Linked DNA regions of Mus musculus: regions 2, 3, 4 and 5 are each linked to region 1. Evidence: chromatin loops called from intact Hi-C (ENCODE). Cell type or tissue: left cerebral cortex. All regions are shown on one strand.

What was found. A loop is a pair of places that touch in the nucleus more often than their neighbours do. Peaks named below come from ENCODE experiments on the same cell type or tissue, not always from the same donor. Only the 100,000 strongest peaks of a DNase experiment are listed, where the experiment ranks them.
Region 2: it touches region 1 in a loop (5-fold over the local background); 2 of 42 quality-filtered maps call a loop at or near these places.
Region 3: a loop joins it to region 1, with 9 times the contacts of the local background. A loop is called at or near these places in 2 of 42 quality-filtered maps.
Region 4: it touches region 1 in a loop (2.1-fold over the local background); 2 of 42 quality-filtered maps call a loop at or near these places.
Region 5: a loop joins it to region 1, with 5 times the contacts of the local background. A loop is called at or near these places in 4 of 42 quality-filtered maps.

The regions. Positions count from the first base shown.
Region 1 is chr17:69,766,325-69,771,324 of GRCm38, reverse strand. No RefSeq gene overlaps it. Among named protein-coding and RNA genes, the nearest start is that of Gm36594, 160 kb to the left of the region's middle. In left cerebral cortex, no CTCF peak of the experiment used is centred here; DNase peaks (open chromatin) are centred at 1,107, 2,050 and 3,498; H3K27ac peaks cover 2,575 bases.
Region 2 is chr17:69,588,997-69,593,996 of GRCm38, reverse strand. No RefSeq gene overlaps it. Among named protein-coding and RNA genes, the nearest start is that of A730049N16Rik, 120 kb to the right of the region's middle. In left cerebral cortex, no CTCF peak of the experiment used is centred here; a DNase peak (open chromatin) is centred at 2,804.
Region 3 is chr17:70,361,252-70,366,251 of GRCm38, reverse strand. It overlaps a transcript of Dlgap1 not described here. Among named protein-coding and RNA genes, the nearest start is that of Dlgap1, 61 kb to the left of the region's middle. In left cerebral cortex, no CTCF peak of the experiment used is centred here; DNase peaks (open chromatin) are centred at 1,809 and 2,414; H3K27ac peaks cover 396 bases.
Region 4 is chr17:69,601,784-69,606,783 of GRCm38, reverse strand. No RefSeq gene overlaps it. Among named protein-coding and RNA genes, the nearest start is that of A730049N16Rik, 130 kb to the right of the region's middle. In left cerebral cortex, a CTCF peak has its summit at 1,894 (motif pointing left); a DNase peak (open chromatin) is centred at 1,865.
Region 5 is chr17:69,676,337-69,681,336 of GRCm38, reverse strand. No RefSeq gene overlaps it. Among named protein-coding and RNA genes, the nearest start is that of A730049N16Rik, 200 kb to the right of the region's middle. In left cerebral cortex, no CTCF peak of the experiment used is centred here; DNase peaks (open chromatin) are centred at 1,203 and 2,996.

The sequences.
Region 1 (5,000 bases):
CACATCTGCCTTAAATTTTTCTTCTAGAAATTAGGGCATATCGCACCTCCTTGTTATCTCGCATTCTTATGTAACAACAGACCTGCAAATTATTAAGGAATCGTGTCATATAACACTTCAAGTGGCCAGTGTGACAGATCTGAAACACTCCTAGCTTGTGTGTGTCTATATTACTTTGTTTTATCTTTATGAAGCAATCTCTATTTTGGTTCTTTTAAGGTTTTTAACAAATAATCATCTTGAAAACAATTTTTCTGGAATATATTCAATTTTCAGTCTGAGACGCTGGAATAGGGACAGAAGTGGTGTGTCTCCTCCAGGGAAGGTGACAAATGTTACGCTTGCTCTCAGTGACACTTAGATGTTTACACAGTGATCTGGAGAGCTTGCCCTTTAACTGTAGGGTTGGCCCCAGCATTCAATGAGATTTAGCTGATGCTCTCTCATTTCCTTGTTTTTGAACATTATATGCAGGCTCCCAGGAAGTGCTGTTAGAACAGTAGAGAGAGCTCTCTGATGACCAAAATTATCCTGCTACCTAAAATAACATCCACTCTGCCAACCCCTGCTGTAATGTAACAGTGTTGAGGGAAGGTTAAAGGGAGAGCGGGATGGGGCCGGACTCTATAGGAGAGAGCTATAAAAGAAGGCTTTGAATATGCTTATTTTTCACTAACCTTACCTGTCACCAGCTTCAGATGGAACACACCATTTGGGTAACAGTAATAACTAGTTACCAGCCCACTCCAAACACCAGCTCTTGGGAAGGCTTACTTCTTGTTGCATTTTCTTTCTCTGTGTCCTTCAGTGTGTGCATTGGCCTTTTCCACAGGAGTTGCAACTTTGTCGCCCACTGCTGAACCCCTCTCTCATTCTTACCAGAAACCCCTGAGTACCTCTCCTCAGTAGCAGGCAGGTGGACGATGCTGATGATTGTGATATTAAGAGGCTAATTAGCCCTGGAGAACAGTGGCAGCCCTGCTGCTCTGCATACATAGTCACAGTGCAGAAATTTATCCATCGCAATGTTACAGGCTGTTCTTTTTTACCCTGAGAGGTGAAAACAAAACAGGAACTAAAAATGGAGTGTGCAGAGCCATCTGGATCTGATGTGGAACTGACAGGATGGGCTGGCAACTTCTCTCATCCTTGTCATGCAGGGGGGAGGCACTGAGGACTCATTAAGCACTCTCCATGCAAGCAGATGGAGATACAGAGGAAAGGCTATGCTATACGTTCTTTGTCAAAGAGCCTTCACCTAAAAACACCTAAAGGCGCCCAGAACTTTCTTTTAAGTGAATATGTAGAGCCATTATGGGTGTCTGTATAATAGGAACTATGGAAGAATTCCTTAAAGAAGTTTGTATGTGAATTTTTTGTGTTGAAATCAAGAGCTACTAGAACATACAAAAGCATGCTAGTTTGCTTAGGCTCCTGAAGTCATTGTGGCGCTGCAGGGCTAAACAGACTTTGAAAGAACGTAGTGTAGGTTTAGGTCTTAGGTTGACTGCTTCTAGATGGATGCCACTGGCCAAGTTCACACTGAATCTGAGCCTCAGGTCTCTTCTCTGCAAAGCGAGTATAGCACTACCAATGTTTGCCTTTCTTAAGCACCAGATGAGTAGTGTGAAAGCGGCATAGCCTAACAGCTCTATGGTGACTTGGTCTCTATTGTTTGAAATAGAAATATTTTACTTTCCTAATTGTAAATCTATTTTTTTTCAGAAAAAAAATATAAATATATAAGACAGTAACAGTGATTTCTGTTGTCAAAGAATTGACTGCTGCTGTATTCTAATGGTTTGCTTGATAGAGGTTGTTTGCCCCCATTTACAATAATAGCATCATACTACACATCTTGCTTGTGAAAATAGGTTTTAATTTAAGGTTATGTGCGAGAATGTAAGCTACTATTATTTTCACTGCAGAAAAGGAAGCAACTGATTTGAAGCCGAAGAAACCACAAATACAAGCAGCATATGGCCTTCCCTCACTGTGTCAAAGTGAATTATTCATGAGCGTTTGTCAGAAATATCCGGCGCTACTGAGTTGTTCTGGAACAAAGAGTACAAATTCTAGGCAGTGATAACTCTGCGTGCAATTCAACTTGTTTTTACTTTCTATCTGGCCATGAGGCAGAGCTCTCTGTGCTGGAGCCCTTAGCATGTAGATGAATGAGCTTCAGCCAATAGAGTATGAGGAAAAGGAAACACACTCGATCCTCTCAGGTGATTGGTAACATGTGTGTCCTTGCTGTGGCTCCCTCTTCTGCCCTGTGAATGGAAGGAGCCTCAGACGCGGGTCCACCTGCTGCCAAGCACATGCTGGCCTCAAACTACATGAGTAAGAAATGTGCTTTCACTAGCCTACTGAATTTCAAACGTTTATATTATAGTAGCACCCTGGGCCTAGCTTAACTAACGAAGCTTTCAGCATACTTCCAAGTGACAAAATACAGCCATTGCTCAGTATTCATGGGAGATGAAGCCAGGACAGCAACAGATACCCAAGTCTGCAGATGCTCAAACTCCTCATTAAAATGTCCTTGTATCTGCATAGAACCTAGACGTTACAACCCTACTTCTATACATTATATTTTCTGTAGATGATGTGCAATAGCTAACATGGTATAGAAAAAGTGCGCAGTTCCTCCACTGCACTGCTTGGACAATAATGGGACAGAAGAAATGCTGTTCGTATTCAGTACAAGGATAATTTCCTCAAATGATTTTGAAGTGCAGTTGGTCAAACCCCCATAGATGTAAAACTCTCCAGTAGGGTTGTATAGACTGAAAACTGGAGTCAATCCAAAACTTTCTTGACTTATAGAAAGAGCTGGAAAACATCAAGAATTTTAATTTCAGAAGTAAAACGAATGAATTTTAATCTCTGGCACAAATAAGTTTCCTTCTACTTCCTTATTAAAACTTCTTAAATTGCTATTTTCAGAGATGAAGTCTGAATCTAAAATTGAGACTGAAAATGCAAATATCTCTACGAGAGGCAGCAACACGTTTATTTTACCGTAAGGTGTGAACAATGGATATAATTTTTAGAGCTAAAATTCAGGGAAAGGTGAAAAGAAGCTAAGAGACACAAAGACCCTGGCAGCAAAAGGAACGCATAATGAAGAGAGAAAAATAAAAAGAAAGGAAAAGGACTGTTCAAAGGTCAAATACCTCAAAGTATGTCTGAGAACAACTGGATGAAATGTGTCAATCAAAGGCACAACTATTAGTCTAATAATGATCATGAATGGAGAAATGAATGTCGGAAATTGTGAAGTCTGAGGTTTCCTCTTACTTGCAACCTAACAAATTGCCTTGACATCTTGTAGGAACCTGTGAAAGATACAACACTGTCAGGTCAGAGACAGATCACTGTGCACAGGGTTTAGCAGACCACAAACTTCATCCTGCTGTGCCAGGCACCAAGGAGGAGGGTGCAGGAGAAAGCCAGTGGATGTGACACATAGTGAACGTCACACCTCCGCTCAGGCAAGCTGTGCTTAGGAAATCTTCAGACGTTGGCTGTAACCAAGACCAAGAGATACTTGTCCCGAAGAGAGACACTATCTTTATTACACAGAACAGCAAGTGAATCTGCTGAGCGCTTCAGAAAAGGCCAGCTCTTCTGTTTTCCAAAGGTGCTTATTTGACACTACTCCTTGGAAAGAGAGCTGAAGTGCCAGTTCACCCAGGACAAGCAGAAACACGGAGACACCCTGGAGCATTGTCTCAGCTATCCCAATGGGTCATAGCTTAGCATTTCATAGGGGGGAAAGCACTAAAGGATGCCAGTGACTCTAAAGAAAGCTGGTGGTAGAGCCTCAAAGAGATGCTTAGAAATGTGCTGTGGAGAAAGCCCCGTGTCTTAGAATAAGACTCGAAATTCAGTCGGGACTCTTTCAGTTACTACCTATTTGACTTTGTGAAAGCTGCATGGTCTCAAGTTTTTCATCTTAAAGGCATAGAAAGATACATATTATAGAAAGATATGCATTATCTTTACATATATAGAAAGATATGTACTATTTTACTAATAATGCATGGTCTAGTTACTGCAGGAAATAACCATAAATAACCACATGTAAGTAGAGCAGACTAATACATAACACACATTGCTATCTCAGTACTTGAAACATTAACAATTCACTAAATAGCCATATGTATTTCATAGTGTTCATAGTTCATTTTCTTATATACATATGTTTATATATGTACATATTCCCACCATACTTTTATCCACTTACAAGTTGTATTATTTCTCAATTGTTTAAATCTGTCACTTTATTTTTAAAAACTGTATGTGTGTGTGTTGCACAATTTCTCCCCCCCTCCTGTTTGTAGTTTCCTCCAATGGACTGCTCAAATAAAGTAAGTCCCTTGTTTTAATATGAAAATAAATCATTGTCTCAAAAGTAAATCTTTCCTTTATTTCTGTATTTCCAGCGCCTGAGATGGCTGTCTTTGCTAGTGTCATCCAGTTTAACACGGAGAAAGCAGTCCTGCTTATGAAGGGCCTCGAAGGCCAGGTGTCCATAAATATGACACGTGATGAGAGTAATGGGAAACTGGAATCTCAGAGTGACATAGGCTGTGTGCGGCTTCTGATTCTTTAGCATGGAGAGGCAATTAAGGGAGGATGTCTCAATCAGAAAAATCCTGATACTAGTCGAGTACTAAGGGCTCAAAAATCTGAACCCAATGAAATGTGATATAGATCTCTGCAAGGTTTTATTTAAATATCTATTTTCTTCCATGTGACAACTTGAAAGCTTGTCTTATACATCTTTGGGGGAATCATGAAATGTTTTCTTATCTGCTCACATGCACATACCATATGGGACAAATTCAGTGTTAACAAGCAGTTTAGAACTCTTTTCTACAAGCTACAATGTGCAGTAGTGTTGCACCTTTCTACTATGGTTGTAGTCCACCATGTCTGGACAGCATTGCCGGCCTTGCAGCAAAATTGAGGACCCTTTTAGCTGAGCCCCC
Region 2 (5,000 bases), 180 kb after region 1:
CTTAACTTCTTTGGGATTCCAGCACTGACTGTAGATCAGCTGAGCCATTCAGCTTTGTGCCCTGAACACACTTCCTAGCATTGTTGGACTAGCCAGACCATGGCCTGTATATGTATATATTATACATTATCCATTAGAGCAAAAGAGGGAGAGAGATTCATTCTATCACTTCTGTTTCTCTAGAGCACCTTGACTCATACAATGCTGCTACGCTCTCTGGCCGAGTCAACTGGACAAGCCGAGAGGCTTAAAAGTCACTTATGAGGCAAAAGAGTTTCAAGGAAGCTCTCCTCCTGGAGTCTAGCGTTCCCTACCCATACAGTAATTTTTCATTCCCGAGTTCCATTCTGGCGTTAGTCTAGTGTATGGATCCACGTGCTATCTTTCAATATTTTCCTATCATAAGTGCCTTTTAAGATTGAATTCTGACATAGCTAAAGCCATCCGCCAGTGTTCCAACAGTCCTAGTTCGTCCTTAGCAAGACCTTGGGCTTGGAATTCAGTACTGCCCCTGGTATTACACTATCTCTTTGAGTAAAAGTTAGGTCACTGCCCTTCACAGGAATTTACCATCACTAAGGAAGAAAGAAGTTTCTGACCGTAGGAGAAACCAGAATAGATATTTAGAATTATAGCTGAGTTACACCCATATACAGGAATTTACAATGGTTTAGGAAGTAGATCAGGCTGTGGTTTTAGAGTATTGCATTATTCATGAGATGGTTAACTAGAACAGAACTCCCTAGTTAGAACCATGACTTGGGTGTGAAAGCCCTTGCCCTAGGAGTGAAAAGTTCTCACACCTGGCTTCTAAGACTATAGCTGACCTTAGATAGGGCTGACTCTGTCTCAGTTATTTTATTGCCCAGTTCCTGCCAGTCTTTGTGTTTGCATTCCTCTGTTCTGTGTAAGAGTCATTAAGCATCCGGTTACCTCATTTGTACCTTGCGGGTATGTCACCCAACTACCTTGTTTTCTTCTGCATAAAAAGTCTGATGTTCTATTTGAAAAATTACATTCAGATTCCACACAAACTCTCCTGTGTGCGTCTGTCTGTCATTCATCCACGCTTTGCCCACCCGCGTCGAGAGACCCCGTTCCACGCATACACAGGGACCCAGAGGGTCTGCGGCACAATGCCCTCACCCAATACTTCCTCTAACTTTCCCAGACATCCCACTAACAGGTCCCCCTAACATCACAGCCTCTTTCTTTACCTTTTAATAACTCACTGAGCCCAGTAACTGTTGCCACTTTGCACATCAGTGTGGAACCATTGCCTGGCACATGGACAACCTACCATTGACCACACATCTAAGGAAAAGTGACTCCTCCTCCTGCAGCAGCCATCAACTGCAAGTAGGTCTTTACATCAGGATGATGGTTCATGACCACCCTCCTCCATTTGTACCAGAATTTTAACTGGCTAGATTTAGTGCAGGTCTAACACAGGAAAGCAAGACTGCTGTGGGTGACGAGTTCTAGGACCTAGGGTATGGCAATTTACCACAATCCCCCCTGTTTTCAAACACCCTGACACCCCTTTCCTCATGCCCCCTAAGACTTGTGGGAGGCAAATTGGTATAGATGTCTTATCTGTGGCTGAGCACTCATAGATACGTAGTCTCGGGTCTCTGCCCAGCTAGGAGTCTCGGCTTTAACCACTGCCAAGGGAAGCTTTGCTCGCCCAGGTTCAGAGTAGTAGTATTTAGAAAGCAGTTTTAAAATATGAGCATTAGAATGTTTTTTTTCACATAGAGATTTTTATATACAGTTTTAGATGCATAGATAGAAAGTAAAGATAATTTCCATACACACACACATATACACACACACACACTCAGTTTTTTTTTTTTGTTGCTAGTAACTTACATTAACAGACTAACACACCAATATTAGTACCTTACAATTAGCTGCCCTCCATCCTTTATTCAGATTACCTTGGCTTACGTCTAAGATGGCATACTACATTCACATCTCATGCCTCTCTAGGCTGGTCTTGGCTGTGACAACATTTCCAAGTTTCCTGGTTTGTCACAAGCTTCTCCTCTTGGAAGAATATTGGTCAGGTATTTTATAGGACGTTATTCGCCTAAAATGTGCATCTACTTTCCTCAAAGTGAGGACAGATATCGTGAATAGTAGCAACACTATCATGAAAATAGCAGATTACATTGAAACAGAGAGTGATTACCATTGTTTTTACCACCAGAAAGCAAGTAAAATACCAAGAAACAACATTGCTTTGATAGTGCTGTGTGAAAGGGATACAAGAGCTGACAGAAAAAGACTAACCCAACTTATTAATATCCATGAGTCTTTGCTGTTACAAATACATAATGAATAAACAAATAAGAGAGGTAAATATCACAGAATAAAATTTTCAAATAATTCCTGTATGCATTTAGACTGGGGCTATGGGGTTTGAAGAGGGAAGTCACAGAGGTCATTTTTTAAATCCCCATACATTACTGGAAGTAGCAATAGTATTGTCAATGTTTATGCTGTCCTTAGTCACGTGTCTGATGAAGACAATGCTTGTTGACTTTCCATCCAGTGAAGATGAGCTTACTCCCCAACACCCATTCTTTACTCATTCTAAGAAAGCACACGTGCACATCCCATGCTGCAACGCTGGACGGTTAGGGTCTACCTACTTGAGGAATTTTCAACCAAATCACCCATTCCCATAAGAATCATGTGTTTGTATGACAGGCTTACTACTCTCCAAGACATTTGGGCTGCCTGTGCCTACTGTGAGTTTTTAAGTCAGTAAGTTAAAAAAAAGTAAATGAGTCCTAACACGGTTCTCACAGGAACTGTTCCAAAAAGTAAGTTAAATATGAATTCTGCCTCCTTCTAGCCTTAAATAAAATACTCACTGTATTTATATTTTATCCTCACAGGGTTTTGCTTTGTTTTACAGTGTTGGGAGTTTAAACCAAGACGTTTTACAGGCTAAGTAAGTGTGTTGGTAATAATTCACAACCTTGGCCCCCTTGGTTTCTTGACAGAAGATAACATTATATAAGCCAGACTGGCCTTGAATTTGCCATCCTTCTGCCTCTACCTTCCAATGTGTTGGGTTTTCGTAGCATGTACCACCACAGCTATTCTGTTTTTCTAGTAGGTGATAACACTTACTTTATCTTTATGAAGATAAGTTCAATAAAGCACTTAAATACTAGGCATAGTACTAAAAAGCATGTGATACACGCAGTTCCTTACACTAAAGCTGGAGTGCACATGATCCTCGTTATTCAGCACTGTATGTAGAGAGACTCTGGGCCCCCTCAGGCTTCTGCACAGAACAGAGAGCACCTTCAGTATTTGAGAAACACAGAGCTCTGACTTCAGGAACAACTAATCAAAGCTCTGCTTAATGCTGTCTCTTCTAGATGTAAAAATAGCCTAGACGTTCCCTTTCAGACTCTCTGCTCCAGCGCACATGCCCACAGTCATGAGAGTATCCAGTCTCATTTTTACCATGAGGCTGAATAAATAATACATTAGGATGGTGTGTGTTTGCTTTTGTCCTCATTCCTCAAAGCAGACTTTATGCTGTATCTCCAGATCCCTTAGAGACTCAGATTGAAGCAAGCAATGTTTCTTTTTCTACCTTCTACACTCTCATGCAGAATTGCATAAAACCTCAGTAAAGCACAGCATACGGAATACGCCATGTGCCGAAAACTACGATTTATAAAGTCTCTATTATACAGTCAACATAGTCACCCCGAAGGACACTCTGACATTGCTCATGTGCCCATGATGATTATATTTCTTCGTCTTTTGGGATTGAGGTTAGAGTTATAATTTCCTCTTCTAAAAAATATATATAAATTTTGGTCTAGAGTGTTGTCTCAGGTTTTAAGAGCACTTGCTGTTCTTGTAGAGGCCTTAGATTCAATTCCCAGAACCCACACATTGGCTCACAACTTTCTGTAACTCCAGACCCTGGGGATTTTAACACTCTTTTCCAGCCCCTGTAGACACCAAGCAGGCACGAGATAGACAAACACCTGCAGACAAAACATTCATACACATAAAATAACAAAATATCAAAATCTGTATAGGTTTTACATCTCTTCCCGTGGAGAGGTGACATGCTTCACCCCTAAATCTTCTGCCTTTGCTTTCTTGATCCCCATAGTTTTATGGCATAGTCTGACCGTGGTGAAGTAGAGACAGGGAAGCAGAGAATAATCACGGCTGAGAACACACCAATGTTAACAGCAGACCTGCAAAGTCTGTGAACACTCTCTTCACTAAGCCTGTTAGTATTAACTTCATCTTCCAAAAGAAACCATTTATTCCACCTAGTGAAATCAAGAAATAAATAACTTGTGGTTATGTAAAAATGGAGTTAGATTTCATATATATATAAAATATATATAATTGTTTTAAGTTTTTGAAATAAATGAACTGGGTTTTAAACACTAGAAATGAAGCTCTAAAGATAAGACATCACATGAATGGCTGGTGTGCCCATGTGCTTAATCCAATAATGACTCCTTTTAAACAAAGATCTGCTGCTAGGGGCATGGGGTGGAGAAGGAAAACAGGTAATATATTATGTTAAAAAATGACTTTTTCTAAACTTTGTGGGCTCTGGAAGCTTCCTTTAATAGTGCAGTGAGTTGCTTAAAAGCCAGGGTCTCATTCCATGCCTCAGCAGTATGAGGTTTCATTCCATGACTCAGCAATATAGGGTCTCATTCCATGACTCAGCAGTACAGGTCTCAGCAGTAGAGATTCCTAGCCAAATAGAGATTGTGATAGCAGCATGTGTCTCCTCAAATCACGTGACATTTAAATGTCTTTATTCAATGATTTGTTATTAACACTGGGGATAAGTTCTGAGACAGCAGAGTTTCACTTCATTTCATTGCTTTGCTTCTGGGTCCACATCACAAGGTGAGCCTACACAAACCAAAAATAGCCACAGTTAATAAATCTGTGTGGCCTCCTGATATAAACAAGAGACACAAACATAGGAC
Region 3 (5,000 bases), 590 kb before region 1:
GAATGCATCATGGAATAACTTAGAAATTGTAGGCGATGTGCAGAATGCAGAAGGAAAGAGGGGAAAAAGAAGATGTCGCAGAGAGCCAAAGGAGCAGGCAGGCTTCTCCTTACCATGGGACAGAATAGGTCCCATGGTAAGGACAAGGCAGGTTTAGTCTTATTAACAGAAACAAAGCTTTTTTTCTTACAAACATGGGTTTAATTCATTTAGTATTAAAAATGTAGAAGTCTTTTCTTTCTCTATGTAATAAAGATTGGAGCTCATTTTTCATCCAGAATGAGTGAGTTCTTTCTGCACCAGTGCTTGGTCTTTTGCTCCGCATGCATATATCAGTATGGATGTGTGTGTAAGCTTTGGGTTTGAGTGGAAATGTGTAAATGAATAAATGAGCATGCATGAATCTGTATATGAATTTATGTAAGATTATGCATATTCACTTATGTAAAAGTTTTTCCTCTGCGAGTGTTATTCTCTTCTCCTGGTTCAATACAAGTTTATTGTTCCAAACTTCCTCCTAGCCCAACAAGCAAGAGGCATCTGAACAACAGGGAAAAGGCTCTAGCAATTAATCCTTTACTCAATCTCCTGCTGTTTTAGGATGAGGTGCTAAGTGCCAGAGACTGCAGTTTCAGGCCTCAGAGGATCACAGAAGGCAGGTCAGCTACAATAGCATGGTAAGGTAGACTTAGATAAGTAAACTTTTTTATTATACAGAAACCCTAAATTTCGTGTAAGACAAAGTCTTACCCTCTGCCTATGCTCTTCCCCCTCCGCTGACTCAAGAAGAACCAACAAGAAAGAAGAAACCCCCCACGCTGGGGCTGCCCCAGGCAAGCAATGTTAGAACTCATACTACAGGTTTACAAAGCAATGCTGTCTGTCCAGAAACCTCTTCACAATCTGCACACTGGGCCTCCGCATTCCTTGTGGGAAGAATGGAGGATAGGAGAGAGGGAGTGAGAAGTGAGGGTGGGTATACACATGGATTCATGCTTCCTAGAAAACCAAGGCCTTTTAGGTAACGGAGCCTTGGCACTTCCATGTTAATTAAGCAGGGATAATGATGTGGAGACCATAGACTGGTTCTCATGGGGAGTAGATTGCAGCTCTTAATCTTACGACCATTACTCTCATATTCTTCAATGTATTAATTACTTTTCTAAGTATATAAAAATGTGATAAATCTCCATGACCAAGGCAATTTATAGAAGAAAGAATGCATTTGGGGGCTTATAATTCTAGAGGGTTATGGCCTGTAATGTTATAGATAGCAAGCAGCAGACACAGGAGCTAGAGCTGGAGGCTGAGAGCTCCCTTATCAGACCACAAACAAGAAACACAGATGGGGGAGGGGGAAGAGGAGAAAGAGGGAGAGGGAGAGGGAGAGGGAGTGGGAGAGGGGAAGGGGGAGGGGGAGGGGGAGGGGGAGGGGGAGGGGAGGGGAAGGGGGGGAGGGGGAGGGAGAGGGAGAGGGAGAGGGGGAGGGAGAGGGAGAGGGGGAGGGGAGGGGAAGGGGGAGGGAGAGGGAGAGGGAGAGGGGGAGGGAGAGGGAGAGGGAGAGGGAGAGAAAGGGATCTTACTAGAAATAGCAACATGGTTTTTAAATCCTCAAAGCCTACTCCATCCAGTGATACCATTTCCCCAGCTAGGCCACACCTCCTAATTCTCCTCAAAAAGTCAACAGCTAAGGACCAAGTATTTAAATGGCTGCTACTCAATGAGGGACTTCTCACTCAGACCACCACAGGCTCCTCTTGTTCAGATAAATAAATGCGGTTTGCAAAGCTAAAGACTGGCAGCCTCTGGATTCAGCCTTGACTCACAGGTGGTGAATGAGAGTTTCAGTTTCCCACATAAATTCATAGCAAACAAAGCTTAGGGAACAGACTTGAGCTACTGTATATTGGCCATTCCGAAAGGGAAAATCAAGAGAAAGTGTGTGTGTGTGTGTGTGTTTGTGTGTGTGTGTTAGAAAGAATGAGAGAGCATATGTGTCTCTCTGTGTGTGTATGTCTGTCTCTCTGTCTCTGTCCCTGTCCCTGTCTCTCTCTCTCTCTCTCTCTCTCTCTCTCTCTCTCTGTGTGTGTGTGTGCCTTGCATGTATATTGTGGAAGTGTCATCTTTCAGGTTCCCTATATCTACATGTAGGTTTAGTCTTGGGACAGTGGGAGAAGAAATCATGCCAACTACAAAAGCCATGCTCTCCCATGAATGGGATGTAACATGAATAAAAAAAAATAATCAGAAAAAAAAAAGCCATGCAACTGTAGTAGAATTGTAGGTGTGAAAGCGATCTGTCTGGATAAGGGGAAAGAAAACCATAAAGCAAGCTGTATTCTGCTCCTGGCACTTGTGGGAGCTCACCCCCTCCCTTGGCTCCCATCTGTTCCTACAGGGCTAAGGCATTACATGAATATGGCCGAGCAACTTCAATGTAGGCAAGAATCCTTGGCTTACTAACAATGAGATTTCTGGTTTCCTTCCAGAGTCTCTGACTTCAGTACAAAACAGAGCCAGGATTCCGTAGCTGCCTCAAGTGAGTCTTACATAGTCTTTTAAGGCAGTGGCTGCAGAGCCATTAACAGGCAGGCACACCTCTCATGATGTATTTCTGTGATGATTTAGCTCAGAGCCTTAAAGTGTGTGTCCATTAAATTTATTCTGTTCAGAAACAAAATAAAGTTGGTAATGTGAACTACCTAGGATCCACTTCACTTCTCCCTTTGCTGGGTAGTTTCCAATTTTGAAGAGAATTTCAAATTCCATTTTATTAAATTACAAGCACTTCATGGCACAAAGTGAAAGAGCTATGCTTCCATTTGCCAGGGATTTTGAAGACAGGGAGCAATAGAGTGTAAGTTCCTCTTTTAGCTAAAAATAGATAAACTATAGTGCTTTGCCTGTGTAAAATGGGCTTTGAGAAAAATCCAGCCTTAATTATCAGTCCCACTTTAGGATGCCGCACAGTGGCTCTTAGTGAGACGTGATGAATGGTAAGAATTACATAAATATCTCCCTTTCCGTGTGATGGCAGAAACACGTTTGGGAACATTGAAAGATATTATTACTTATTGAGTACAGGGTGTCAAACACTATACTAGATACTTTCAGATGTTACTTAAACACATCTTTTTTGCTGGAAGCCACAGACTCTAACATTCAATGCAAGTGTACCACCACTGAGCTACACTTCCATGTGTATGTACTTCCATGTGTAAGAACTTGTTACACTGCTCATTGGTTGTGTGTGAACATGTGTGCTTTTCCCATGTACTCTCCCTCCCCAAAGTTACTTTTGGTTCACGTGTTTACCACTGAGACAGAAATGAGGCTACTGAGTCATTCTCTATGCACATACCTATTTTCTTACAGTTTTATCACTCATCTACCAGGAAGCAGGTATTCCTGATAAGAACTTGAGTACTATACATTTAAAAAAATTTTTTTTTTAATTTATTCTAAGGATATTACTTTAGGAAAAAAAATTGATTCTATATCACATTATGTTTGATAACTTTTCTATTACTAGAAACTGAGACTTATTCTTGATGCAGTTCAAAAATACCCTAGCACTAGCTGCAAATATGGGCCTCGGTGTATTGGGAATCTAAGCATAAGTCACGTGAGGCAGGTGTAGAAGTAGAGTCTCTAATTTTCTGTCTTCTCCCTCATGGCAGGGCAAAGACATAGAAGAGATGTCTGCCTATACTCAGAGGGGAGAGACATCCTTGTCTCTGAAGATACAGAGAGGCAGAGAAGACTCTGAACCCACAGCCCTGCTAAGTGTGCCACATCATGGCAATTATTACCAGAGTACACACACCCTCTCACCAGATGTTCCTTCCCTACCACATTTCTTTGGACTTAACATTCTTTATGGAGATTCTATGCCATGTAAGACCTATGAATTGAAGTGCATCAATTTTATCAATACATCTTTTTCATTTTTTTTTTTTTTTGTTTTGGACCCAGGGACATAGGCTAAGACAATGGAAGAAAAGACTTTTATTTTCCCCTCTCTATTCCCCTCCCTCCTTCCCTCTCTCTTCCCTTTCCTTCTTTCCTCTTCTTGTTTTTGATTTTTCTTCTTTTTCTAGTTCTCTCCTTTTTTTCTTTCCTTGACTGACTGAGAACAGGTTTCATGTAGTCCCACTCAGTTTGACACTCCCTATGTAAGCCGCCACAGCCAGCTAAAATTGTGTATTGTTGACTTTAAATTAAGAAGAACCTGTCCCATAGAGCTAAATAAACTAAGTTCAGGATGGTTAATGGTGGGGCATACCACCCACTCCACCTACCAATTATACGTAGGCAAATGAGGAGGGTTTCTGTACTCACAGGTTATCCTATACTGCTTTCTCTATACCATATGGAAATGATTAATGCAGGCCACACAGTCCCCATGCAACTGAGTATCAGAACCAAACTAGAATATGAACATGGAGAAGACTGGAGAGGGACAATACCATTTGCAAAATCTTTCCAAATGTCAGCCTCTTTACAAATCAAGAAGTTAATTATTTACCACATAGACAAGCCAGCAAGACAGAAAGAAAAATGTGGGCGGTCAAGGGTTTTGGTTATTTCAAGAAGTAGTGATTGTTTCCATCAGCCTCCCATTCACTTCCATGCTAATGAGGGGTTTTTAATCTCCATTGAAGAATCTGCTTCCTTTGTTTAATTCAGCAAACCCAGCTTACATCATAAGCAGCTATGTATGCAAGCACCATACCTTACCCCAAGAGGAACTTCTTGGTCATAAGTGATCCTGGCCAAGGAACAGAAATTTGGCTACCTCAAACAGGTTTCCAATGCAGGCGTGGTCAAACAACCATTTTATAGTTACAAAATGAAAGAGTCCTAAATCAAGGCATTACCTTTGGTGGCAGTAGAACAGCAAAACTAGAGCACTCTGCTATAGGCCTTAGATGTTATTGAAGAAAGCCCAAGACATATATTTAGCTTTGCCTCTGAAACATCTCACTATAATCTTGAGG
Region 4 (5,000 bases), 160 kb after region 1:
GATAGGTGGGTGGGTGGGTGGGTGGGTGGGTGGGTGGGTGGGTGGATGGATGGATGGATGGATGGATGGATGGATGGATGGATGGAAGGACGGACGGACAGACAGACAGACAGGACAAACACTGAAGCCACCCAAGGACTTTTCAGAGCTTATAAACGATCCAGAAGACCAGGGCCGTCTTCTGAGGGCTCCTGAATCAGAGTCTGAAACTGCGGGATCCTCCGGTAGTACTATGTCCAATTTTCTGAGGAACCGCCAGACTGATTTCCAGAGTGGTTGTACAAGCTGACTCTTGATTCTGTACATTAAAATTCTCCCCCACTATTTCTGATGCCTGTGCAACTTTTTTAAAAAAAAAAAAACCTTGACCTAAGCCTTGTTATTGGAAAACAAACTGAAGAAATGTCTTTCTTTATTCACTTATTTTATTTTAGTACAGCATCCCCTTGTACCACAGGCTAACCTCAAACTCACGCTGTAGCCGAGAAGGGTCTTAATTTCTGACTGTCCTGCATCGCTTCCTACATACTGAGATTGCAGGCGTGTACCATCTTAAAAGCATCGTAAAAGGGCAGCGGAGTGAGTGGAGACTAGTGCGGCGTGCATGCTAAGCAAGCACTGCACCATTGAACCACATTCCCAACCTCCAAAGCATTTACATGCAAAACAAACTCTCAGCACATCAGGCATCTGTACAACGGAAGGAGACATTTTAAGCAGGTGCTTCCCGTGGTAATTTGTCACCAAACTCAGAGGCGAGGCCTCAGCACCATTTCCAGGTGAGCACACAAGCGCATCTTCCCTCTGCTACCCTTTCCACTAACTGCTCTGCTCACCACCCCCTATTATCAAAGCTAGCCTCTTTTAATGGCAGCCAACATAATTTCTGGCTGGTGTCCACAATCTATACGGAGCCATTCCAGACAGTTCAGGTTGATGCTGGCCTCTGCCCTGACGTGCCGTCTCAATGCTCCTGAAATTTCTGAAAAATCTGTGTCCTCTTGCCTTACAGGGCCCTTTAGGACATCCATCCTGGCCTTGGTTACTATAACAGCTAATAACTTTGCAGTTCCTCTAATTAATTCTGAAGCACGGCCCTGGGATTTGCCTAGTGTGGCTGAGCTGGTAAGTTGTGCTTAACGTGTTCTCCTCTGTGATAGACTCAGTAATGAAGCTGTGAACGCAAAGCAACCTAACCTACATTTGCTACCCACGGGGCCAGTGTGTTGGGGAAACGAAAAGACGAGGACAAAGATTGTAACCACAAAGACAACTTCTCAACGTGTCACTTCCTCTCAGGCCAAATAATAACCCTATTGATCCTTTCAAGAACCGTAAGGCAAAATTACTTTTCAATGTCGCAAAGGTGGAAACCGGACGTGTGACGTTACCGCACACTGATTCGTGCCCTCACGCCAGGTCCCAAGCCTCCGCACATTTCCTTTACCGAAATTTCAGAGCGTTGTGCTGCTTTTATAACAAGCAGGGTCTCCCACCTGTTTGTATTGCCATGATTTCCCAGGTCTTTCGGGCCAGCTGATCAGCTGTGTGAGCAGTGGGTGTCTCATCGACGCAGCTACACACCTCTGCATCGACACTGTACCTGAGCAAGTCGCAGAGAGGTACCGATTCACTTCATTACTTCATGGCAATGACCTTGACCCCGCCACTCCACTTCTGAACTAAGCCTGTAATTAAACTTGAGCACGGACACGTCATTTCTCTTTACAGTCCCAGGAAAGGTCTTGATCTTCAGTTTACTGTAAACAGTTGGGTATTCATAGTTCCCAGCATGCTCAAAAGAATGGACAAATGTTGCCAGCTTCCAGCATCCCTAAAAAGCAAGAAAGGATGGCAGAATGCTGTACTTCACCCGGGGTGGTGCCGCCCCCTAAAGGAGACTTATGGGATGTACAGACTGTTTTTCTGATAACCACTGCAGTATTATCAGTATTTAATAATGACAGTGACTAGGCTGTACATGCGCGATGGAGTACACATTTATTCTCCTATGCCAAATTGAACAATTAGTACACATCAAAGGTGTAAATATTTGGACCTAAAGCCATAGAACAGTTTACATTTCAAAATAAAGTGGTTTATTTTTTGCAGTTTAAAAACTATAAACCAAATTCCAAGGATACAGCAACAAGGTTTTTTGGTTTTTGGTTTGTTTCATTGTGGTGTTTTGTTGTTGTTGTTGTTGTTGTTGTTGTTGTTGTTGTTGTTGCTGCTGTTGTTGTTGTTGTTGTTCTTCTTCTTCTTCTTCTTCTTCTTGTTACTGTTGTTTGGTTTCCTTTTGTTTCTGTTTATTTTTTATTTTGTTTATTTATTTTTGTTTGCTTTGTTTTGTTTGTTTGTTTGTTTTGTCTTTCTGTATAGTCTTGGCTGTCCTGAAACTCTCTCTGAAGGCCAGGCTAGCTTCAAACTCACAGAGATCTGGCTGCCTCTGCATCCTGAGTGTTGGGATGAAAGGTGTGCGCCACCACGTCTGACTTCGTTTGTTTGTTTGTTTGTTTGCTTGCTTGCTTAAGTTATTTTTATTTGCTGGAAACCTTGGCAGGAATTTGTTGCTAATTCAGAATATGACAATTATGATCACCGAACCAGCTTTATCAGTCTTGCTTTTTTGGAGTGCTATATTTCGTAACTGTATATATGGGCTTTATCATTAATGCCTTCTCTAAACTATACAAAGGAAGATGCCTATACATTGTCATATTAAAACACTACAATGCATGGCCTCTCTGTTCTGTGGTGATTTAAATATGGTGTTCCCCATAGTCTCTGGCATTTGAATACTTGTCCCTCACTTAGTGACATCCTTTGAGAAGACTTAGGAGGTATGCATGCCTTGCTGGAGAAAGTCTGTCACTAGGGGATGTGATCCCCAGGGTTCCCCAGCCTAGAAGTACTGTGCAACATGCAACTCTGGTCCAAGAGCCCAGACTGCATCTCAAGTTGGCAGCAGGACTTGGCAGCATCATCCACATAGAACTGACTTTGTGTGCATAAAAGATGCCAGATTAAATGGGTCATGGAGGGCTCACTCTCTCACACTCTCATGCTTTCAAAGAGTAACTGAATTCAGGGATGTATAGTAGGCACTGGGATCATGAAGCATTCTCTCTCTGTGTGTGTCTCTCTCTCTCTGTGTCTCTCTCTGTGTATCTCTCTCTCTGTGTCTCTCTCTGTGTATCTCTCTCTGTGTCTCTCTCTGTCTCTGTCTCTCTCTGTCTCTCTCTCTGACTCTCTCTCTGTCTTTCTCTCTGTCTCTGTCTCTGTCTCTCTCTCTGTCTCTGTCTCTCTCTCTGTCTCTGTCTCTCTCTCTCTTTCTCTCTGAAGCAGCAAGCACAGGGCCTACATGGGTCTACACTAGGTTCTATCTATCTATCTATCTATCTATCTCTATCTATCTATCTATCTATTTTTTTATCTATGTATGGGACTCGTGAATGTGTGACTGAGTGGGTATCTGTTTCTTGTGTCTTCTCTCTCTCTCTCTCTCCCAGGGTTTCAGAGAATAACTGAAGCTAGGCAATGATGATAGAGTAGAAGTCCTGCCTGTTTGAAGTTGAGAAGATAAAGCCCACGTTGCAATGGAAACTCCAGGAAGTTATAGTTACTAGGGTCATGTGAAGTTTATCAAGGAAACAAGCAGACATGGATTAGAGCTGACCCAAGAAAGGGGCTGTAGGATTAGAGCTGACCCAAGAAAGGGGCTGTATATGCTGCTTACAGAAAAGCTTAATGGATGAATCTACAGGAGCCCTTTGGAGACCCATATGATTCATCAAGATGGTCATGGACCTGCATGATTCAAGGTTTGCCTGCTGAGTTTCAGTCTAGCTTTCATCTGATTGTTCCTTCCTGTGGCCCTATTCATTCCCACTCCAAATGAAAATGTTTGTTTGCCATGTGCCATTTTATATTGAAAGTACATAGCTTGTTTTTAAATGTTAGAGAAACTCAGTTAAAAGATTCCACTAAGGAGGTGTCTCGGTTGTTAAGAGCACTTGTTCTTGACAAAGAGTCAGGTCTAGTTCCTTGCACCAAGATGTTGGCTCAAAACTACCCGTTACTCCAGTTCCAAGAAATATGTCACCCTCTTCTGATTTCCATGGGCACTAGACACAGGTGTTACACATACACACATGCAGATAGAAAGTTCATACATATAACAAAGGAATAAATCTTAGAGATATCTTTTTGCCTCAAATGAGAATTGAGCCTTGAACATTTATTTTTGCATTTATTTCCTTTTACTGAGAATAGAATTTTTTCTTTAATATAATATATCCTAATTAGTGTCTCTTCTCCCTACTCCTCCCAGTCCCCCACACTCTCCAATCCAATCCATTCCCTTTCAAAAATCTCTCACCATAAAAAGTAAAGACTTCTAAGACATTAAAAAAAAACAACATAACAAAACAAAATATAAGAAGATGAATCAAAGGCCGTCACACTCAAGTTTGACAAGGCAAACAAAAAGAAGGAGAAGAGCCCCAAGAAAAGGCAGAATAAACAGATACCCACTCAGTCACACATTCCCGAGTCCCATACAGAGAGAGAGAGAGAGAGAGAGAGAGAGAGAGAGAGAGAGAGAACCTAGTGTAGACCCATGTAGACCTGTGCTTGCTGCTTCAGTCTCTATGAGACCATATGACCTTTGCTTAGTTGACTTAGAGTCTTGCTCTCCTAATATCCTCCCTCCACTCTGGCTCTTATACTCTTTCTGATTTCTCTTCTTAAGGGTTTTCTGAGATTGAAGGGCAGGGATTTGATGGGGATATCACATTTAGAGCCTTGTATTCCAAGGTTTTTGTCTCTCTGCATGATGTCTGGCTGTGGGTCTCTGCATTTGTTCCCATCTGCTGTAAGGTGAAGCTCATCTGACCATGGCTCAGTAAGGCACTAAGCCTATGAGTATAGCCGAATACCATTTGAAGTCCTTTCATTTCTATCTTTTTAAAGAACAGAAGTATTTTTGTTTACCCTAC
Region 5 (5,000 bases), 90 kb after region 1:
TTATAAAGAGGCAGCTCTTGTGAAAATGGAACTGCACAATATCACAGTAAGTTATAATTATTTCTCTTTTATAGATAGGAATCCACAAATATTGTTATTTGTAGCATTTTTTGTTTATGATTCCAGTGGATAGCCATGATTCCTAATCCTCAGTAAGGTTAATTAAATAAGTCCCAAGATATATGCTTGGCATTCAGCCTCTGGAACTACTATAACGAGGGAGAAATAGTGAGAGGTTGGAGTCTAGAGGAAGAGATTTCAGTCTTCCAGGATGTGCCATGAAGGGAAACCAGGACAGTAGTCATCCCTCCCCCTTCACCTGTCTGTCACATCCCATGTATCAAGTGAACAGCTTCTGAAAGACCTTACACTTCCTACTTGATGTTCTGTGCAGAGGGGACAAGCCACACAGCCACAGACTCACATCTCCCAAACTGTGGCCTCAAGTCAACCTTTACTTTGCAAAGTGACTGCAAACTTTGTTTCACTAAGACAATTCTAAGACAATCCAAGGATGAAACCAAAATGTTCACAGCGGTTTCACATAGTTTCAAGGGCTCTAGGTCTGAGAGAGTTAATCTGGAGGAACGTTTAACCTCACAAGCTTCGCCTTTTTTCTTACAAGATCTCCTAACAATAATCAGTTCCATACTGTGGTGTGGTTTGAATATACAGCATTCCCTATAGGTGCAAGTGTTTGAACAGTTGGTCCCCTGCTGATGACACTGCTTGGGGAAGTTACCTAGCCCCTGGGAGGTACAGCTTTGCTGGGAGAAGCCCTTCACTCGGGTTGGATGCTGGGAGTTTACAGCCTCACCCAGCTTCCTGCTTGACCTTCCTGCTTCCTGTGGGTGCGTGAAATGTAGTCAACCAATTTTTATTTCCTGCCATCACACCATGCTACCCCAATATTATAAACTCTCCCTCTGGAACCATAAGCAAAATAAATTCTATCTACTATACGTTGCTTTTGGCCAGTAACTTCATCACAGCAACAGAAAAATAGCTGATACTCATGCTGATGGATCCTTAGCGAGGCTGTTGGTAGACGTGCAGGCAGGTTTTGCCACTATGCCGTGGATAGCTATGGTCATATGAAGTTTTTAAGGAAACAAGAAAAACAATTGTCTTATGTAAGTGTTTTGGACATAGAACTTTTCATGAAACTTGAATTTTTAGTTATATAATTATTCTCCTGACTACAGTTTTTTAAAAGGGTACCCTGATAGCTGTGTGGCTGTGGTTTCACACTGCGCCCTTGCTGCAGAGGTGGATAGCTATGTGCAGGCTCTGTTCTTCCCACCTTCTCATTTAAAAATAAACCTCTAAAGAACTTGAATGTGAAAGCATTAGCTTAACATTTCATTAATAATTTCAATGCAAAAAAGAAAAAGAAATATGAAATCACCCACACAGAATGTGTTATGTTCCTTAGTTCCCGTTATATTTGTAAAATGGTTCTTAATTTAGAAAGTAGAAATTTAAATCATCAAAGTGGTATTCACTGAAAAAAGAAGATGAGCTAACTTTTGACTGGAAATTTCTGGAATGTGCACATTTTAAAAGAAAATAAACCTAGAAAATATTTCTCATTAGTGTGTATTTTATACTTGGCATAATCTAAATATATACTGTAACTAATATCACAATGAATTTATTATTCTTTTAAATTCACCATTATTAGTTATTACTGTCTATCATATGTTGTTTGTATACTTTTAAGACCATGTACCATATAAAAATGTAATGTAATCTGAGTATAAATAGTACAAAAAATGAATTAGAATCATTTCTCAAAACATAGCAAGAATTAAAAAGTAAGAATAAATATGTCTACAGACTTCATCCATTAGTGAGAACCTAGCAACAGCCTAGTGAGTGCCTTTCTCTTTCTTAGGCTCACTTTCCCACTAATTTTATTAATGAGATATAAAAATATGTAGAAGTAGTTCTGAGCATTTAATGCCACATGAATGTTGCTTATAAGAAGTATCCTTCTATCTCACAGCTGCCTATGAGCATCCAAAGGAAAGACACCGGAAGTGTACAGTGACTCACCAGAGGAGTTTTTCTTGCTGTGTCTGCTAATATAAAGTCTCCTCCCAACACACATGCACACACATACTCTCTCTCTCTCTCTCTCTCTCACACACACACACACCATACAACACACATATACACAAACAGTTACACACTCATACACATATACACAGCCATACATATTACACACACAAGCACACTTACATCACACGCACATATACACACATGCAAACACACACACACATACCACACAGGCACGTATATACATACATACATACACAGACACACACACTCACACACATTTGCATACACATTTACACACACTGTCACACACACCATACATATACACATATACACACATGGACACACACCCATACATATTATATACACCCACAAACACACTTATATCTTGCATACACATTATACACACAAACACACATATACACCATACATAACACACATACACACATACATATGAAGTAGTTAACATGAAGAGAATAAGAAGCTGTGAGTATTCAGCCCTGAATGGAATATAAATATCATATCCTTCTCCACAGCTCAGATTCTTTTCAAGGAAGAGGGGAAGAAAGATTGTAAGATCCAGAGCTGGTTAAAATCATCAAGGAAACAATGTTTTCTAGACACAACAAAGCAGTTGCATGTATGAACTCAGGGAGTGTGTTAGCATGTACTAGATCTTTGTAGGCTGCAGCCAGACAAGTCTGAACACAGATGGTGAAAGTAGGCTTGGAATCTCATCATTGACTGAGAAGACATTGGCATTTGATAGCGGCTGTGAAAGAGTCAGATTTCTTTAATGATGTAACCCTGACAGGATGACCCCAGGCCAGGCCCCAATATACAGACTATCTGGGTCACAAAAACTGGACTTTATAGGGGAAACAAGTCTCAAAGTCGGGTGGGAAGGAATGTGAGGATGGAGAGGGTGATTGTGGGAGGAGGCTGGGGCATGACTATGCTCCAGATATATTGTATGAAATTCTCAAAGGATTAGTAAAAACATTGCTAAAAAGAAAGAAAGAAAATGTGGGTTGAGTTATTTAAAACTACCTCAGCCTTGTCTTAGAAATGACGGAAGCCAAGTCAGAGTAAAAACCAACCATAAGTGGGTTATAAAGTCAGATGGGAGGAAGGATGCTCAGTGGGTTCTCAATGATGATAGGACAGAAATAAAATGGTCTCTTTAACCGCATATAAACCTCACAGCCAGAAACATATTTGCTTGCAATTAGCTCAAGTTTAGGGTCTTTAAGAGAGAAGCTGGCCAGGCTTGGTGGTACACACCTTTAATCTCAGCACTTGGAAGGCTGAAGCAGGCAGATCTCTGTGAGTTTAAAAGCCAGACTAGTCTACACAGTGAGTTTGAAGACAGCCAAGGCTATATAATGACACCTTGTCTCAAAAACATAACAAAAGGGTCAGGGCAGGGAGGCAATGGCACAGAAAGCTGTAGTCTAATAATCTAGGGACCGCACATACTTGATCCAGGAGCCGTGCCTAAGGAGACCTTGGGGTATACTCAATCTGGTTTTATTAGATGGATTTGGTTTGTAATGTTTTTCTTATCTTTGTAAACCATGATTTTTCAGAACTTGAAATTGATGACAGTCCCCTGCGGTATCTGCTACAGTGATGTCCATTGATACTGGATAATCAGGGAAACAAAGAACAACAGTAAATCCAAATAAATAGAAAGAATGGTCTATTTCATAAAAGTAAAATCTTGCCCCAAAAGAGCAGAGAAATTCCATTTCAACACAGTTATACCTATTAGTCTACATCCTGCTCATTATAGCAAAGTCCCTGGGACTGGGTAATAATGAAACGAGATTTATTTGGGACCATGGTTTTACAGGGGCTAATATCTGGTGAGGGAAACATATGGCTTTATCCACAGTGAAAAGCAGAAGGGAAAACAAGTTCTTGGAGAGCAGTGCTGGGGCGATGGAGGGACCCAGCTTGATTTATCTAAGTTTCGCTAGAAAAATTAACACAGCCTCTCAGAAACGATATTGGTCTTGCTGCAAAGTGGTGCTTCTTTACCCAATGTATCTTAAAGGTTTAGAGATTCTCAATATCGATGTGACGGTTGGAGAAGGAAACTCATGTCATGTGTGCATGCCATCTTTACATCTCATGCTGGGCAATATTTTAATGATGATAAGCAATGCTAAGAGAGGAATTGAGCACAGACAGGTTTTTCATAGGTAACTGGTGTAAGAGTACAACTGTCTAGAAACATGACATGGCTCAGTGTTAATCAACTTCACGATGCTCATTGCCGCATCACTATGAGCTCCCCCCACCCCACCCCACCCCCAGTGGGACACTGTATTTATAGGAATCAACTTGAGAAGAAAAGGATTGTTTAACTAGAGGGTCCTCAACTCCTTGCTTGCATAAAAGAGCAAAGTAGATAGCCAATCCCTATCAGACATTGTAAGGCTCTCTGCAGAAGGTGCAGAATGGAGGGGGGAAGAGGGAGAGAGAAAGAGACAGAGACAGAGAGAGAGACAGAAGGAAGGAAGGAAGGAAGGAAGGAAGGAAGGAAGGAAGGAAGGAAGGAAGGAAGGAAGGAAGGAAGGAAGAGAGGAAACAAAGAAATCTCTATCAGACTCTGTAGCATGCTTTCCCCGTGTCAATAGAGCCTAGAGGTCATGAGGGAAATGAACAGAATTATAAGAGTGACCAACTTAAGCAAGTAGTCTGAGACATAAAAATTATCTCACCTCTAGAAAACCATAGATGAAGAGCTCAGCAACTTGACTTGCAAATAGGTGAAAATTAAGCCTGGTGTATACACTAATTCTTAAAGGTCTGGTGTGGGCTCACAGGACAGCCAATATAAGCATAGTTCCTGACATTAGGGAGGTCTTCTCCAGTTGAGTCTCACTCAGAATACAATACCCTAGACATGGTGGCTGATATGTAGTTTGTTT